Linked DNA regions of Homo sapiens: region 1 is linked to region 2. Evidence: chromatin loops called from intact Hi-C (ENCODE). Cell type or tissue: PC-9. All regions are shown on one strand. Each heading gives the region's core, and the rest is flanking DNA. Links, peaks and the distances in the headings are about the cores only. Region 1 has its middle 200 kb from the start of LINC01911. Region 2 overlaps LOC124907895 (a long non-coding RNA gene).

Region 1 (5,394 bases), core at 308-5,307, 54 kb before region 2:
TAAAAGTATTTTTTGTAAAATCTTTATGGGGATGAAATCAAACTACAGTAAAATGCAAATTTAAAGGGAACTGAAGAAAAATAAAGTGATATAAAGTTTGCCTTTTAAAAAAATTATATGGGGAAATGGAAAAGTGTGGAAAATGGTAATGAGAATAATTTTAAAACTGATTATGATAATATTATGAACATGGAATACCAACTTCAAGCATTTGTTATTTGCTTACTGTGCTGAGAACTTTACAATATTATTTCAGTTATTTCAGTCTTTATAACAATATTGTGAGGGAGACTGTATTAATCTAAATGTCCATAAATTAGAGACTGCTTAAACAATGTTAGAATATTCATACTATAAAATACTCTGCTATAGTTAAAAGGAACAAAATATAACTACATGGAAAGTTATTTAATTTATACTGTTGATAAAGACAGCAAGGTAGAGAGGGAACGTAACACTTATGTAAAACACATAACACATATACCCCAAATAATATACTTTTTCTGTGGAAATATAAAAGTGCAAAATTATCTGATACATTGCACACTAATCTAATTTGTAAATAAAGTTAGAATAGTATTTTAAATTCAAACTCATATGAGTTAACCAGGAAGAGGAAGATGTTATTAAGAGGCCTGTTCTGTCCCAGTTATTGGGCTAGGAGTCTCCTTGATATTATTTTATATATTTCTCACAATATTCTATGAAGCATATATTATTACCATGCTTTTATAGAAGAGAAACTAGAGTAAGAGCACTTAATCAGTGGAGTAGAAACTCATCATAGTTGGCCAACTATATAATTTTCTCTCGAGAGCCTAATTTCTCTCTACTTAGTCTACGTGAGCCCTTTTAGACGTAGATACTGCTTTTGTAATGTACATTTGGTTATGTAATTTACTAAACCCACCTAGCCTTAGTTTTCTCATGTGCAATACCACAGGGTTAACTAGTTACGTTATATGATTACTATAACTCTGAAATTCTGAAGCAAATTTTGGTATAATCAAACTAAATAGACATAACGTATTGATCTCAGGTTATTTGTTGCTTCTTTTATTTCAATTGATATTTCTATTGCATCAATCTCTGGGCACATTCAAATCAAAGATATTCAGAGTTCTTTTCATTTTTCTTTGAGGATTACAGAGAATGACGCAGAAATGCTTTTATTCTCAAAAGTGTTAAATACTACTTGTATAAAGCTTGTTTTATTTATTGATACCAACTCCACAAGTATGTATGACGGGGTCATTTAGCATAGTGTAAGCAGAGTTTGAATATGGCTTACTTGAAACTACATTTCCATTGTGAGGAAACTGGACCTTCCTATATGATGGCTCTATCACAACTGATACACACACACACACACACACACACACACACACACAAATTCTAAACCTTGTTTCTACCACATGGCTATGCTTGGGTTCTATGAGAAGTGGCCATGTCATATGTGGCATCCACATTTTGGCTTAAGTTTGTACCAGTTTATTTCATTGTAAACCAAATATTTCTGAGAACGAAGATCTATACTGGGCCTATATTAGTAGAACAAAGAGTAAAGGAAACAAGAAAGTTTTGAGTAGACGGTACTAGAAGAACAAAATGCTAGTGATGTGTACAAGTATGAAGTAGTCAAGAAACTGTCAGAAGTCAAGTTGGTAGGTTACAAGTATGTGCTCATGTGTGTATATTGTGCATGTTGCACACATACAAATACAAAACCAAGGAATGCGAAGGGGAGTGAGGAGGGAAATTAGCAGTGAGTGATGAGATTATCTCTTAGGCCGGGGACCAGGTAATGTAAGCCTAAGGCATTAACTTTGTTATATTCATATGATGTGTTGGTTCTCTTTAATTCTCAACTGCACTTTTCTTAAACGGATACAATTTAAATTATCATGAGCGTTCAGGTACTCCAGTTTATCATCTTATGTCAATGCTATCCATCTTATGTGTATAGTGCTGTGCTTTGTCACTTGGCCATTATCCTACCCATTCGTTTCCTTGAACATATTCTTTTCTATAATAATGAGTCAGTGTCAAGACATCTTGTGGCAAGATCTTGATATATTTTTAACTGGAGCACTCTGTTAAAAAATGAGTCAATGATGAAGGATTATCTTGTACTAAAGAAAAAAAAGCAGAAATGTAATGAATCTGGACTTTGACATGTCGTATATCTTATGCAGGGACACCCAAGAATTGTTGGAGAATGTTGGAAATATGCCAGAAATCATCGTGGTGGGTTGGTGGCCAGGTTGACAAAGATGCATTGTCATTTTACTTTTGGAAAATCCTGCGAGGCTCGCTATGGAGTCTGGCAATAGCAATTACAATTACTGTGCTTCATTTTATTCACTTGGGCAAAATAATGTCATTCCACTTAAAACATACAAAATTGCAAACTAATAATAAAGCTCTCTTAGCCCTTAGAGTGAGGAGTTAACCTGGATAATAAAGTGATGTAAGGCTTAATAAACCTTGTTTCTGGCCAAATCCCAGAGAGAATGAATTTCATGTGACTCAGCTCTATGGAATCAATAATAACTGACTCCTGTTTGGCACTAGTTGAATATGAGGTGCAGACAAGTACTCGTTCAGGTATGTGGATTACCCAGGCTTTCTTTCCCTGCTACCCTCACAATACTTACTTTTGGTTTTTTCTTGACGTCAGATGACTCTCCTTTCGGAGGTGAGCCTTGACTGCTCTGATGTGTGAATATACCTCCTTAACAAGGAAGTCTCACTTATAGATATAAACTAAGCACAATGAAATATTTTAGATATTTATATGACAAATAGCAATAAATCTTGGGCTAATATTTATAAACAGCCAATAACAAGCTTTTTAGTAAATTCTCCACCGGCATTGTATTTAGAGATCTTTTATAAAAGAAAATTGTGGAGCAGCTCTGCTTAAGGCTATCACTTGAAACATCTCATGCCTGTAATCCCAGCACTTTGGGAGGCCGAGGCGGGTGGATCATGAGGTCAGGAGTTCAAGACCAGCCTGGGCAACATGGTGAAACCCCGTCTCTACTAAAAATACAAAAATTAGCCGGGCTTGGTGGTGGGTACCTGTGATCTCAGCTACTCGGGAGGCTGAGGCAGAGAATTGCTTGAACCCGGGAGGCGGAGGTTGCAGTGAGCTGAGATTGCACCTCTGCACTCCAGCCTGGGCAACAGAGTGAGACTCTGTCTCAAAAAAACAAAAAACAAAACAAAATAAAACAATCATGTAAAAAGCCTTTACATTAGTAGGATATTATAGACCTGGAAAATTCATATAGTAGAATTTTGAGGAAAGAACATTGAGACAAAGATTCCACAGAAGACAGCAGTTGCCTAACTAAATTCACCACTTTTTTCAGTCTTGTGAACCCAGTGGTGGCAGGAGGGCAGGTACTTTCTTGTGAGTATCCTGGCATAAACCAGAACTGAGAATATGAACTTATGTAAATAAAACTCTTTAGAGGATGATGTATAAAATTATGCTGATATATTCATGTACAATAAAATGTATGAGAGTTCACCAGTATATTTCCTGTATCATTTGGGAAGCTAGCTTGCCAGAGGGTTATTTAAGTAAGTCTAAAATAAGCATAGGGATAATTAGTTACATGATCCAAATGTGTAATGGCCTCATGCTGTAATATTTGAAGCAGATGAGATTCTTGATTTAGCTTGACAGGTATGCATTCCTCTGGCCAGTGCTGGGCAACTCCTTCACTTTGGAGGCTGACCTGTTGGCACTCTCATTGCCCACTGATTCTTTGGTTGATCAATGTGATACATTATTTTATTAGATATGTTCTGTTTTACATAAATAAGTATATTTACTACATAAATAATGACAACTGTTGCAATGTAATATAATCTAAGAACCAGTTTAACTGCTTACAGTTTATAAATATTTCTAGTGCTGGTGGGCATATAGTGAGAGTCTCCAAAGCGGGGCGCTATGTTCACTTTTCTAGGCTGAACTCCAGGAATATGATAAAACTAGGTAATTCTGCAGATTGTGAGAATAGAAGGGTCATGTGATCTACTTCCTATATGAAACAGTGCAAAACAGTAAACAAGGGACTTTTTCATTACCCATAACTGGGGAATAACATAATATTTACAGAATGTGAGAAAGCATGTGAGTGAGCTAGTCAGGGCCCTAGAAAGTATCAGGTTGGACTATTTAATTGAAGGCTCGTTGCTATGGTCTTACTGTTTGTGTCCCCTCAAATTCCTAGGTTAAAATTCCAACCCCCAAGGTGATAGTGTTAGGAGGTGGGGCCTTTGGAAAGCCACTAGGAATGGATTAGCGTCCTTGTATAAGAGGCCAGAGAGAGAGACCCTTTGCCCCTTCCAACATGTGAGAACACAGTGAGAAGGTCCCATCTATGAACCAAAAAGTGGGCCCTCACCAGACACTGAATCTGCCAGTACCTTCGTCTTGGACTGCCTAGCCACCAGAACTGTGAGAAATAAGTTCCTGTTACTTATCAGCTACCCAGTCTATGTTATACTGGTAAAACATTCATAATGAACTAAGACACTGCTTGATATTATCAGTATGGAGGAGCTAAGAAGTAGAGATGTGTTTACAACCCAAAAAGGCTGTCATGAACAGAAACCAACTCCTTCTCTTGAGGTCATGGTTAATTAAAGCCTGGATACCTAAACTGTCCAGCCCATGGAGAAGGCAGGGAAAAGAAAGAAATCTTATCTGGCTGAGTTCGAACTTGAAATGGCTAAGAAAAATACTAGAGTATCCAGTTTATCTGATGTTACCTAGATTGTTTTTTCTGCCACTAGTCAGAAAAGAATCTCAAAGTAAAGATGAAATTATTTTAAAAATCAAGTTATATTTTTGCCAGTCAGAATTTATGGCTTGAAAATCAACATTTGCTTTTTGTTTGAGTATACATAGTTTTGGAGTTTATACTGGGATATGTTTATACTGAGATATGCATTTAGAACATTATTAAAATATGGATTATTGAGGGTTTTGTGGCATAGAAACTTAAGTATCTATAATTCAAATTTATAAAAGAACTGTTCACAAATATTTCAATATTATTGGTTTAGTAAAAGATATACTGTCTTGATACAATTTTATGATGAGATTTATAATCAAGAATTAATGTTATCAACTTTGCTGTTAGATTTCTTTAAAAATTCTGTTTATTAAGTGTGTAATGTTTTAATGATACCATGTGGAGAAGAGGAATTGGGACATTCCTGACCAAAATTTGAGCTATAGTGGCCTCAAGATAGCTTTAACTTCTTTATTTCTCTTATACTGCAATTTATACTAATTACAGCAATTCATTTTAGCTAACACATGTGGAAACAAATAAAAATGTGGAACCATACATAATGAAATCTAAACTG
Region 2 (5,394 bases), core at 323-5,322:
AGTGAGTTAGTGGTAATAAATAAACCAGTCAGTGGTAAACAAGTTTCATTCATTTTCCATTTCTAAGTTGAACTTCAGAGGAACGGTTGCCAAAGGCACTGTGGCCGATCATTTAGTCACAATGCATTGTTTTGAAGACATATGGTACCGTTTTAACCTATCCATCTAGTATTCTACAACCAGTCCTACTACCCAGACTGAACATTAGGTGTTCTGATCGTTAAAATTTTAACATAGCCACATGTTGATGGGGGAATTTAAGGCGTTTTATTTTCATCACTACACTTGATGGTAAGTTGTTTTCCAGGAAACTACGAGGCGTTAAAATGCCTCTTCTATTTATATCATCAACATTCTAGATATATTATATAACTTATACATACACGTCAAATGTTTTCTTCCATAGAGTGATAATCTTAGTGACTGTGTATTAAATAATTTTTTATTTCTTAATACCAATTTCAGTAACTTGATTTAAGAAACAAAAACAAGCATTCAAGAAATAGATTTACAAATAAATGGTTTCCACCTTTGGGCTTCCTTATGAGTCAATAATTTTTCTACTAAGTAGATTCTGTGTGCCTCTCAAAAAAAGGAACAGTCTTTGTCATGAAAGATGCTCTCTCAAAGTGTCTTTGTCCCCCAAATCCCAAAACCATATGACTTCTTAATGATTGCTTTATTTTTTTTCTCACTCACTAATGGAAAAATTGTCTTTACTTTTTAAGATATTATGGAGGTGTATATAATGTCTTATAGGATGTTGACTCTTCCTAATCACAAATACATTTCATGATATAGAGAATGCAATGAAGAATTTAGGAACGATAAATTATTTTCAAAAGACAGCTTTATTTTGATGTTGATTTGAGAATTCTACTTAGGAACAAACAAGCAACAACAACAAAAAACTACAAAAAAACTTACATACCTACCTCAAGGTAAATAAAGCTTGGCACAAGTGTAACTGGGATTCTTCAAATATATTTTAATCAGATTGAATATTTTGATTAAATGCATGTAATAAAATTCCCCACAACTCATAGAGATGTTTTAGTAATAATGGGTTTGCTCATAGGATACATACATACAGAGGCGGGTGTTTTTATTCATTTATCAAAGGGGTCTGATAAGAAATCAGTACTTTTTCTCTTAAAATTTGTTGTAGAGACTATATTTCTTTTCTTTTTTTTTTTTTTTTTTTTTTTTTTTTTTTTGAGACAGAGTCTTACTCTGTCACCCAGGCTGGAGTGCAGTGGCGCAATCTTGGCTCACTGCAACCTCCACCTCCTAGGTTCAAATGATTCTCCTGCCTCAGCCTCCTGAGTAGCTGGGACTACAGGTATGTGCTGCCACGCTCGGCTAATTTTTTATATTTTTAATAGAGATGGGGTTTCACCATATTGGCCAGTCTGGTCTCAAACTCCTGACCTCGTGATCTGCCCACCTCGGCCTCCCAAAGGGCTGGGATTACAGGGATGAGCCACCATGACCAGCATAAAGACTATATTTCTTTGAAACTCCTTCATGATGCTAATTCTAGTGAGTATGTATTTATTAGTTAAGTTTCCTAGAATTATAACTGAAAACGCAAAGAAAGGGAAAGCAACTCCAGCCACCTTCCCAAAAGGAAAAATTATGGAATTATATTGAGCCATGATGAGGAATCCAAGAAGCAGGTAAACAACCAAGAATGAAAATCTAGAAATCTCACAGACTTTTTATCTAAAATACTGTAGTTAAACTGACTTAGTTCTAAAGATTTTCAGAAACTGACTCCTCGGTTACAAATGTCCAACTTCTGAGGGCAAAATATCTGGTTTTTGTAGCTTAAGTGCCCACTTGAGTATGAGAGACAGGCTTCTGCATTACAGTTGTATGCACTAGTGGAAGTGAGGGGCAGATTTTAACAAGTGAAATTTCCAGATAACAAGGGTCAGTGTTAAGGTTGGAAGACCTTCCCAAAGTGGGGTAAATCGAATGCAGACAAGTCATATTGGGAATTGTAGTGAATACCAAGCTGTATGAGGTCATATGAGCTTGAGAACATGTCCTTGAAGAGTTTACAATCCAGTTTGGTAACATAATAATAAGACTGATGGAAAGATAAATACAAACAAATAATTCAAATAATAGTTGAAGGAAATAAAACCGTAGATATCCCAAAGCACAGTGTGCTTATTGATCTATACATTGTGCAGAGAATAGCAGGTAGCAGGCCAGAAAGATCACTTAAAAGTAGAATGGCTAATGTAGGTTTCGTCCTTCATAAACATTTCTTTTTTAAAATGAAGTTTTGCTAATGTAGGTTTCGTCCTTCATAAACATTTCTTTTTTAAAACGAAGTTTTTCTAATGTTTGCTCAGAAAGCATTTTAGGTGAAGAAATTCACTGGCAGATGAGGTATAATTCCTTTTCTTTGATTAAAATAATAGAATTCTGGAAAGAAGCTATCAGGCTGAGACTTTGTACTACACCCACTTATGAATAGCTGCACAGATTTTATTGTGTATGATCTTCCAAGTGGGATAAAGCTGTGTATGTGTTTGATTTATGAAACCATAATATTAAAAAATGGATTCAGGAGAATTGTTTTATTGCCTTAAGATTTGGGAAAGAAATGTCTTCTAGGTTTTATTTATGAGATATTTCTTTATGGACAAAATAAAATGGAGATTGAATGTTGATGATAGGAATTTGATCATTTTTTAAAATGCTGGTTTTAATTTTGTTTAAATTATGTTTATTTTGTCGTATAGATTTTTTTTCTTAACTTTTGACACTTGCCTAAGTATCTGCGTGATGTTTGCTTGCTTTGTATATTTGCGTGTATTTTTCTGTATATCGGGAGTTTCTTTAAATTTGAATGTTGTTGCCTGTTGATGCGTGATTATATCCTGAAATATTAACTTACAAATAACATGATAAAAGAAGCAGCTAACATTTTGCCAGGCAACGCCATCATGCTTAGACAAGGGCCAATAATTCTTCCCTGGTAAAACAGCAGCTTGATCTGTGTCAGTCACTGTTCTAAGCTGGCACCCACAAAGCCATAAAGCTTTCATGTGATTCTGAAATTACATATAGACGTAGAAACACATTCCCAATGGAAAAAAATATTATGTGCTCCTTGATAAAATGTTTTAACTACTCTGACAAGGACCTTATGAGACTCAAATCAATTATGAATATTAAAGGTATAAAGTCATCTTTATAAATGATAAACTCATGAAGTGTTTTAGAAACTTGTATTTCATTCTAAAATTTAGAAAACAGTATTTTAACAATTTTTAGGCATGTCCTACTAAAGGGTTTATGAAAACTATTTTTTATAGAACAAAGCCTATTGAATTCTCAAAGAAGTATTTGATAACATGTTTACACTTTGTGAAATTTTTGGTATGATAGGAATTCCAACTAGTTACAAATGCTTGTGGAATGGGCATATTTCCAAGTCTAGCTAGTATAGCTGGTAAATAGTAGAGATAACCCATGAAGGGTGGGACAAATGAACACCATATGGTAGCATTCTAGAATTTTTGCATTGATTTTATCAATCAAGTAAACAGACACCATGACATATCACCTTTTCCATCCTAACAAAAAAGTTCGTATTCTGCATATTAGCTGGCCATTTAAAGAGCTTACAGAAAGATTATTTACTATAACTAAATATACTTTCATAGCTATAAATTCCTCCCTTTGGGAAAAAATATTTGAAAATTGTTTATTGTGATAAGAGTAAGTGAATGTCAGTTCTGCTTCATCCCCTGAGAAACACTCTATACTTTCATCAGGTTTGTATCATCAGCTTTCATCAGTCTTGCTACTAAGATATTCTCTATAAAGTCCAATGTACAGTCTCTTCCTGGAAATGAGTCACCAAATACTTAAACTATTGAGTTACTGCATGATCTTTTTTCCCCAGAATAAATTACTTAGGTTCTTTATCATGTTTCAAAAGCAACTCAGGCCCTGAGCACAGTTCTGAGCTAGGCAAGGTTTACCCTGTCACTCAGCCTTCTGTTACTGTAACCTTCTTCACTTTGAGACTCTTCTTTCCATCTATAATCACACCAGTGTCCTCCTGGCACCCTTTGTGGATACTATTATCAAGGAAAACTCAAAATCTATTTCCAGGGACAGTAAAGGACGGTTAGCAGTTTTAAATATTGCCTTCCTGACAATGCATATATTTCCACTAAAAATGAGATCAAAGACTTGAATTTAAACTTGAGTCTTAACATCTTTGAAAATATAATGTAAAAATGTAATCAGGTTGGCCGAGCCGGTGGCTCACGCCTGTAATCCCAGCACTCTGGGAGGCCAAGGTAGGCAGATCACCTGAGGTCAGGATTTCAAGACCAGCCTGGCCAACATGGTGAAACCCCACTCTACTAAAAATACAAAAATTAGCCAGGTGCAGTGCATGCCTGTAATCCCAGCTACTTGGGAGGCTGAGACAGGAGAATCGCTTGAACTCAGGAGGCGGAGATTGCGGTGAGCTGAGATTATGCCACTGCACTCTAGCCTGGGTGATACAGCAAGACTTCGTCTCAAAAAAAAAAAAAAAAGATGAAAATAAAAAAATATACATATAATCAGGCATTTCTCCAGAAGAAAAAAGTACACACAAGTTGCCACAAAATCTTAGGAAAGATAATATCTGGGAAAGCTATCCAAGGAATATGTGTTTTAAAATCACTGTAAAATGAGCTGGGCACGGTGGCTCATGCCCGCAATCCCAGCACTTTAGGAGGCTGAGGTGGGCGGATCAGCTGAGGTCAGGAGTTCGAGACCAGCCTGGTCAACATGGTGAAACCCCGTCTCTACTAAAAATACAAAATTAGCCGGGCATGGTGGTGCAGGCCTGTAATTCTAGCTACTCAGGAGGCTGAGTAAGGAGAACTGCTTGAACCCGGGAGACGGAGGTTGCAGTGAGCCGAGATCAAGCCATTGCACTCCAGCCTGGGTGACAAGAGCTAGATTCCGTCTCAAGAAAAAAATAAATAAATAAAATCACTGTAAAATGAATAAACATGTTAGGATATAATTTTGAATATCAATGAAAAAATTTTCTTAAGTCTGGAGTTTTCCCTTCATCCATCTGCGTATTGGTAGCCTGGTATAAAGAATAATATTTTTCCAAATATTCAATATTTTAAAAAACATTAAAACTTTTTTTCATTTTCTTATAATCTCTCGTTAAAGGCAGTATTTTATAGTGGTTGCAACACTCTAGAAAGTGTTAGCTGATCCACAGCCGGGCACGGTGGCTCACACCTGTAATCCCAGCACTTTGGGAGGCCAAGGTGGGCAGATCACAGGGTCAGGAGTTCGAGACCAGCCTGGCCAATATGGTGAAACCCTGTCTCTACTAAAAATACAAAAATT

What was found. Peaks named below come from ENCODE experiments on the same cell type or tissue, not always from the same donor. Only the 100,000 strongest peaks of a DNase experiment are listed, where the experiment ranks them.
Region 1: a loop joins it to region 2, with 9 times the contacts of the local background. A loop is called at or near these places in 3 of 110 quality-filtered maps.

Annotation. Positions count from the first base shown.
Region 1 is chr2:146,631,642-146,637,035 of GRCh38, reverse strand. No RefSeq gene overlaps it. Among named protein-coding and RNA genes, the nearest start is that of LINC01911, 200 kb to the left of the region's middle. RefSeq lists an enhancer at 1,985-3,184. In PC-9, for the core only: no CTCF peak of the experiment used is centred there; a DNase peak (open chromatin) is centred at 2,525.
Region 2 is chr2:146,577,830-146,583,223 of GRCh38, reverse strand. The region is part of intron 1 of LOC124907895 (a long non-coding RNA gene); the gene reads left to right. Among named protein-coding and RNA genes, the nearest start is that of LINC01911, 260 kb to the left of the region's middle. In PC-9, for the core only: no CTCF peak of the experiment used is centred there; a DNase peak (open chromatin) is centred at 3,423; H3K27ac peaks cover 349 bases.